Linked DNA regions of Mus musculus: region 1 is linked to region 2. A link is a contact called in ENCODE Hi-C or POLR2A ChIA-PET data. All regions are on one chromosome and are shown on one strand. The core of a region is the stretch at or near the end of the contact, and the rest is flanking DNA. Distances in the headings are between cores, read along the strand shown. Region 1 holds the start of Fbxo31 (F-box protein 31). Region 2 holds the start of Zcchc14 (zinc finger, CCHC domain containing 14).

Region 1 (3,984 bases), core at 800-3,299, 73 kb before region 2:
CTTTGCGGCCTTTTGGTTCCCAGGCCTTTACTTTCTCAAAGTTGGAATTCTGGTGTAGGTGAGACGACTTGCTCTCTATCGAGAGCTGAAGCAGGGGAAGAGGGGGGCTAGAAGAGGCTCTCCCAGGCTGCCCCCACCACTTTCCACACTGGCAATGGGACTCCATACATTTCTGCTCATAACTCTCTTGGGAGTATGTCCCAAGCTCCAGTTGAGCTAGCATGGCCAGAGCACCCCTCTGAAATCTCTAGTTTCACAGAAGTCTGTGATCCTGGTCTTAGCAATGACCTACCCAGGCCCCCTAGAGTTCCCCCAAAATCAGCACAGGCCCAGCAGACCAATGGAGAGCACTCTGGAGTGTGCCCGGGTGTCAAAGGTGCACACGCTAACCATCAGGTGAACACCAGTCAAAGAAAGCCTTGCTGCACAGACCAACAACCTGAGCTCCATGCCCTGAACCCAGAGAGGAGAGGTCCTCAACCTGTGCGGTGAGAACCTGAGGACCCATTAGCGGTTCACCTAAGACCACTGGCAAACACAGACGTTTACATTACAGTTCTTAACAGCAGCAAAATTACAGTTATGAAGTAGCGACAAAATAACTGTATGGCTGGGGGTCACCACAGCATGAGGTGTATTAAAGGGTTGTGGCAATAGGAAGGTTGAGGACCACTGCCAGAGAAGAAACAGATGTCCTCTAACCTCCAAAGACATGCATGCCCCTCTCTCTCTCTCTCTCTCTCTCTCTCTCTCTCTCACACACACACACAATAACAATAAACAGAGTAACAGAGTAATTTGTAAAAAAGAAAGAACAGTGCTCAGACAGAAGCTGAAAACAAACATCACCCATCCTGTGCGACTAAAGGTTACTACTGAGGATCTTATACAAGAAAACAAGACAAAAGACAAACAGGACGTTACATTGGGCCAACAGACATACCAGTCATGTTCAGGACTGAAGGCTTTGCATACTTATTATAAAAGCCCCTACCCAAGTCACAATCCCACTCAGACGTGGGGTAAGATTACCCCAACTTCCCACAGTGCGAAGGTAAGGGGAGACAAGCCAGAACCCTGATGTCAACCGTGAAATTACACAAGAACCCTGCAGCAGGGAGGACCTGGGGAAACCGCTTCCTCACACAGCCTGCCATCCCACAATCCCACTTGGAGAAGTGCAGGCTCACGAAGATGAACCACCCCAGAGGTTTTCACAAGATAGATGTAAATCCCCTGCATTTCTACAAAATGCACAAAGCAGTCTCCGGCGTGCTGTGGCCAGAAGACAGAAAAGGCTGAAGCCCACACACAGTCAGAGCACTAGCCTGTGTGACATGCAGGCAGTGGAATCCCTGATGTTCCCTTCACGGAACAGCAAGCCTCCAGGACACACACACACACACACACACACACACCAACAAGCCATTCAGGCTGAGTACCGTGATGTATGTACACGGACGTAAGGCCTTCAAATGGGACTGTGGCCGCTTTGCGTCCTCATTATTCCTGCACCGGGAGGGTGGGCTGTAGGTTTGGTTTAGGGGGACGGGGTCTGACATTTTTAAAAACAGGATCTCACTCTGCAGCCCTGGCCTGCTAGCTGTCTGGTTTTCTCACTCTGCAGCAGGCCTGGTTTGGAACTCCACACCATGCTCCTGCCTCGGCCAAGTGTCCGTACTAGGGGATGCACCCGCTCACCCTCGCGGCAGCGCCGTCTCCAGATGGTGTCCGTGTGCAAGATTCGGCGGAACCTGCTGCAGACCTGAGCCAGGCTGGGCAGGTCGGTGCCGGGCAGCGACGCGAAGATCTCCACGAGCAGCTCAGGCGGGAGCTCCAGCAGAGAGCAACGCGCCGGCCCCGCCTCGATGCGCTCCTCCTCGGGGTCCGTGTCCGCCTCACTGTCCGCCGCCGCAGTCTCGGCCGGGCCGCGGCGCTGCTGGCGGCGGCGGCACCCACGCGCGGGGCCCACGCCGCAGAGCCGAGCACACACCGCCATGCCCGTCACCACCGCGGAGGCGCGCACGCGGACGCGCACGCACAGCGCTCTGCGCAGGCGGCCAGGCAGCCGTAGTCCCGCTTGCAGGCTCCTCAAGCTCCACCCCAAGCGTGACCACGCCCTCCGACCCCAACCCCTCACACGCCCCCATGAAGACTCGCCCCGCCCCTAGACGCTCCCACCCTTCCAAGCCCCACCCAGACGCTTCGCCCCGCCCCTTGAGCAGTAGGCCCCGCCCTACGTGTTAGGTCCACGCCCTTGTATGGAGCCACACCCTATTTCCAGGCTCCGCCCCCAAAACGTTTGGCTAGAAACTTAGGACGCCCAGCTGCTCACTAAAAGAGGGTCGCCGGGTTCAGCTCCGGAAAGCCCCGCTCCTAGCATGACCACACCCCTCCCACAAGTCCCACCTCTGACCCCGTTTACAGGGTAGAACGAAGGGGTTTTACCTTAAGCAAGAAAACAATGCAGGATGCCCCGTGTGAGGATCGAACTCACGACCTTCAGATTATGAGACTGACGCGCTACCTACTGCGCTAACGAGGCTCCTTAGCAGCAAGCTCGCTGCCAGGGCCTTTGCACAGGTGGTGGCCTCGCCATGAACAAAATCTGGCAAGGGAAACCATAAACCAAAGCTACCGTCGCCTAGCAACACTACATCTAAACTAACTTGCCAAGATTACCTTGGTTGCAAAAGGAAAGGTCTGGTGCTCAGTGAGGTGGGAGTTCCTGGTGTCCCCAAACCTGCTCTCCAGCTCACATTGCCCCGCGCAGCACAAGGCGTCTAGAAACTTCCCTCTCAGGAAAAGAGTAGTCTGGGGTATCCTCCGCAGCTCTGCCCTTAATGACCCTATATAACAATATCGCCTATTTTTTATTATTAAAATTAACCGTTTGCGTGGCGGTCTCTCATCCCAACTTGGGGCTAGGGGATCAAGGCAGGAGGATCAGAATTACAAGGTCACTCTTGGCTACTTAGTGACTTTACGGCCAGCCTGGGCTACGTGAGACCCTGTGCCTCCTAGCAGTCCGCTCAGTAAATTATCCCAACAAGCAAACAGATATTACCTAATGCATTCGTTGATTGATTAACAATAGCATTAAGCAAAGGCTCCACTTGGTGGCCTGTAATCCTAGACCTTAGGGAGATGAGTCAGGAGGGTGGGGACTTTTCAGGACAACCTGAGCTATGCGGCAAGATTTCATGTAAAAAACAAAACAAAACAAAACAAAAAAGACTTAAATTACCTGATAATATTAACATCGTGTAAAAGTGTAGCTGAGCACACGCTGCCTCTTGTCCCCGTGTGTTAATGCCCACGGGGGAGGGTAAGCTCTTTGTGGGCATGTGGCTGAGACCCTAGACTGTCTGCTCCAAGATGAACCCTTCTGGTCTATCATTCATGGGCTGTCAATCAGCCTTCACTGAACAACTGTGAGAGGGGTGTGTGTGTGTGTGTGTGTGTGTGTGTGTGTGTAGATGCTGTAAACAAAATGCTGGCGAGTTCCGCATTGCTCATTCACTGTAAGCTATTCCCTGACCTCCTGGCCTCTCTGACTGCCCAGGTCACATTTCTCACATTCTAGCCCTGGCTTCTGTCTCACCTCCATTTGGTCCATCACCTCACTGGATTGGGGACGGGAGGGAGCGGGAGTGTGCCCTGAAGAACACAGTTCCCAATCTGTGGGGACCTCACACCCTTCTCCCCAGCTTCAAAACCACTCCTTCTAAGAAGCGTCCCATGTTGTCCCTCCGGGGACTATGCCAGAGCAAAGGTTATGGCTTATTATAAACACCAGTTGGATGTGGCAAGCAGCAGGTTGGGGGAGGGGGGTTTACTCTCCAAGCGAGCCTGTAAAATAAAAACAAACAAGGTGTCATGCTGAAGAATGAGGAACCTGAGGCCGAGAGGGAACAGAAGGTACTGGTGGTTGCATCAGCAACCTTTGCAGCTGGCAGAGGAGGCTGGGCACTACAGCGCTGG
Region 2 (4,014 bases), core at 578-3,077:
TACAGCACAGGAGACCAAGGCGGGCGACCAGTGCCCAGACCCTGGGGACTAGATTAACTCCATCTCGCCGTGGACTTTTGCCTGAGACAAAGGCCATCTTATACAGGCATTGTGAGGGCTGGCTGCAGTGGGGTGGGGCTCAGTGGCCAAGCACCTGCCTGGCATGCACAAGCTCCAGGCTCCATCCCTAGTACTGTGTGGGTGGGAGAGGACCCAAGACATTTGTTCTAGACACTTCTACTCTGAATTCACTGCCCTGTTAAAAACCAGTCCCCATCTCCTACAGAGCAACCCGGACCTGATGCGTCTGAGCTTCACTCACACAGGGGTCTGGCAGCCCAGGTTGGGAGACAGCAAGCTCCTGCTCGTGGATGAAACTAACCGCAGCTGAGGAGACCACAGAGAGGTGACAGCTGGCTGGCCTGAAGAACTTAACTTTCCTTGGGCCCTGCCTTTCTTGTTGACAGTTGCCTCGCATGCAAGAGGGAAGTGAGGTGGCAAAGTGTATGTATGTAAGAAAAAAGAAGAAGAAAAACCCAAAAAGCTAACCGAAGTCTCAGAGGCAAACGTCAGTGAAAAGATAAGACGCCACAGAAACCCATTCAGGAACCACAACCACTTCTTAGAGGAAGACATTAAAAAGAAGCCACAACTCAAGGTTCAAAGAGAGCTGAAAGAAAAACCGACGGAAGCCCCGACGACCTCACCTTGTTCACCTTGGACAGGGGAAGCTGAGTTAAGAGTTTAAACTTCAAAAGGCTCAGACTGTGGAGCAGCTGGGCAGGAGGCCCGGATGTGGCCTCTGACTACCAAGGACATGGTGTGGGACCTCAATGGCCCTTGGCACTGGTGAGCCTTTCTCTCACAAGAAACCTGGGTTCTTGGCTCCAGGGCTGCTGCCGGCCTCCAAAGGCCCAAATGCACACCGACTCCATCATCCACAACTCCGGGCTGCAGCTGAGAGGGATGGATACTAAAGAAATGAACTCCATCTGCTAGTCACCATGGCCCCCAACCACCCAGCCTTCAGCTTCCACGAGAACCACGTGCTTTACCAGTCCTCAAACATTCGGGCCACAGCTGGCATTTCTGAGTGGACAGTCAAGCTGCCCTTCCTGCCCAGCAAGCTGACATTATCATCCTAAGACCAGATCCCACCTCAGTGAGCTTGGGTTCTCCCCGATGGTGGATCACCACTGACAGCATACCCGCAGACCCGCTGAGGCTGCAAAGCCCCTGTCAAGAGCCAGGCTCTCCAGACAGACACGCTTAGCAGCGTGCACAACCCCCACGATCGCACACGCAGACACGGGTTCCTGTACATCGTACCCCTGCCATGCACGCCCGGGGACACCTGACCCAGACAGGCAGGTGGCAGGGCCCACCTGCGCCCAGGTTCCAGGTCGGTGCAAGTGGACATATCGTTGAGTGTTATGTCACCTAAGAACCGGGATTGACAGGACAAAGGCCTTCTCGTGTCCCCAGCCTGGGCCGTGACACCGAACACACAAAGGGGGCCGCGCGCTGACGCAGGCCTCCGGGTCCCTTAGTAGGTCATCTCCAGGCTGGCCGGTAAAGGACCCCAGCCGCGCTGCCCCACCGCGCGCGCTTGCGCTCACCTTGTGGCAAGCCGAGCAGGTGGGCAGCGCGCCGCTGGGCCCGGGCGCGCTCTTGCCACCGCCACCACCGCCGCCGCCGCCGCCACCGCCGCTGTTCAGGCTGCTCTGGATCTGTGTGAGCTCCTGGCGCAGCACCTGCTTCTGGTGGAAGCTGAAGGCCGGGTGGTTAGAGGCCATGGTGAAGAGCAGGAGGAACTCATCGCCCGTGCGACCCTCGTTGAGCTGCAGCCCGTAGTTGTGGATGATGGAGTCGGTGTGCGTGAGCGTGCGGTACAAGACGCCCGCCGCCTCGCGCTGCTCCGAGCCCAGCAGGGCCAGCGACACCAGCAGCTTGCTGCGCACCACCTCGTCCGTCAGGTTGGTGAGGCTGCCCAGGTCGGCCGGGTTGTTGGCCTTGATCTCCGAGTCGCGCAGCGAATGGTAGTCCTTGCGTGCCAAGTCCTCCAGGCACGAGCCGAGGAAGCGCAACTCGAGCGGGATGCACAGGTCCAGCAGGCCGCACAGGAACTCCACACGCTGCGGCGACGGCAGTTCAGAGAACCAGCGGTACACGCCGTCCCTCTGCAACGGGCAACGCTTCTCCACCATGCTGCCGCCCGCGCCGCGCCCGCCGCCGCCGCCGCCGCCGCCGCCGGGCCCGGGAGCAGCGCGCGGGCGGCCGGGGGGCGCGCAGGGCCGCGGCCGGGCGCCGGGCGAGGCCGCGCGCGCGCGAACGGGGCGCGGGCCGGGCGCGCGCGGGCCGGGGGAGCCGCCCGCCAGGGGCCCCGCGGCGGCCGGAGCCGGGGCCGCGGCCCGGGCGGCCGGGGACGGCGAGCGGCCTCGGGGCCGCCGCTCACGGGGAGGCGCCCTGCCCGCGCCCGTCCCCAGCGGCGGCCGGTGCGCGGCAGCGGCGGCGGCCGCTCCTCGTCGTCGTCGTCGTCGCCCGGGAGGCGGCCGCCCCCATCTCCCCGCGCGCCGCAGGGTCTGTCAGTGCGGGCCGCCCCCCGACGGAGCCGCCCCGGCCATGCCGCCTCCTGTGCTTGCGCCCAGGCCGGCCGTTACCCGCTGCGAGGCTGGGCGCGGCGCCCGGACGGGCCTGGCGCGGCGGAGGGATCCAGCGGGACCCGCGGACGGATCGCGGCCCGGGCCGTCGGAGCTGAGCAGAGCGCGCTCGCGAGCACGGGCAGCCGCGGCCAGCGGAGTGGGCGGGGTGGCCGCCTCTCGCGACAGCCCGGGCTGTCCGAGCCCGCCCCCCCACGCCAATTGGCCAGGCCGCCTGTCCTGCGCGACGGCTCGTTTCGGCAGCTCCGTAGGATTGGTCGAAGTCTAGGCGCCGCCTCAGAGATGGACTGTCGATCACGTCGGGTCCGCCTGTGCCCGCCCCCTGCGGACCGGCGCTAGGGGATTGGTCGGTGGGAATCGGCGTGGTGGAAAACTCGGGATGGAATTTTAGGCGCTTTTGTTCCCTCAGATTAGCCCGGAGCCTTGTTTTTTGGGCAAAGCCGGGCGTTGGGCCTCGGTGCTTTATTCATGAACGTGACGGCAAGGAGGCGGCGATGGGCCCAGAAGCACCACCGGCTCCGGACTTCCCTCTGATCTGCCCACCCGAGCTGTGTGACCTTGGGCGAATCGTGATTTCTCTCCGAGCCCCTTGCGCCTCCCGGGGAAGATGCGGGTAATAATACCCTCCCGGGGGGCTGCTGAGAGCTCACAGTGGGCGAGCACCTGCGTTTTTGAGGTGGCGGGACCGCCTAGGGCGAGGATGATGGGAGGAGCAAGCCTTCTTCCCTCCCCCACCCCAAGATCTACTTGCCAGGTCTGTCAGCTCGTTCTGTCAGCGGGCATCTCGGGCCCTGGAACCGAGAAAATGCAAACCCGCGGGCAGAGGCAGGGCTAAAGGACTGCCACCACCCTGGCTTTTGCTTGGCACCGGGATGCAATTGGGGGAAGGACAGGCGGGCCTCCTATCCCCTTCCAGTGCTTCGGATACAGGGCCCGCCTTGGGCAGACGGAGAAACTGAGGCCTGGGACAAGACGCCCCGCTCCCATTCCTAGATGGAGTCTTCTGACATCCTGGGGGTATAGGCCGATGTCCCTGGGCATCGAGTGTTGAGACCTGGACTAAGCTGAGCTCCCCTGCAGAGCCTGCAGCCAGGCCTTTGGAACTAGTAAATAGATCCTTCCAGTCTGGTCCAAGGTGCTGAAAACTCTCTCGGCGGCAGAACATTCCCGGCCTTGGAGCTCCCACCTTGAGCGGACGGTGCCTGCCAAGAGCTGGGAAACTGTTCCCTTGGCCCTGCCCACCTTCTTGAGCGCATTTCTCTGGCTACCCCAGTGTACTGGGAGGTTTGGAGGAGATAGTCCATTAGGCACCCCTACCCCCTTTTCCCAGGGCAGGCTACTGAATGAATCCTAA

Evidence for each region. A loop is a pair of places that touch in the nucleus more often than their neighbours do. ChIA-PET counts read pairs that join two places held with the same protein, here RNA polymerase II (POLR2A).
Region 1: a map of mouse trophoblast stem cell shows a loop between it and region 2 (2.2-fold over the local background). The contact joins the promoter of Fbxo31 here to the promoter of Zcchc14 in region 2. A Hi-C loop is called at or near these places in 1 of 37 maps with a recorded cell type or tissue (mouse trophoblast stem cell). POLR2A ChIA-PET finds 5 or more read pairs at or near these places in 3 of 5 experiments (Patski and embryonic stem cell).

What each region holds. Positions count from the first base shown.
Region 1 is chr8:121,576,757-121,580,740 of GRCm38, forward strand. Fbxo31 (F-box protein 31) reads right to left here and starts at 2,050. Exons shown (of 9, transcript NM_133765.4): 1 at 1,702-2,050. The coding sequence starts at 1,999. It overlaps n-TMcat17 (a tRNA gene), which reads right to left and starts at 2,545; the gene lies at 2,473-2,545.
Region 2 is chr8:121,650,106-121,654,119 of GRCm38, forward strand. Zcchc14 (zinc finger, CCHC domain containing 14) reads right to left here and starts at 1,828. Exons shown (of 13, transcript NM_080855.2): 1 at 1,620-1,828. The coding sequence starts at 1,796.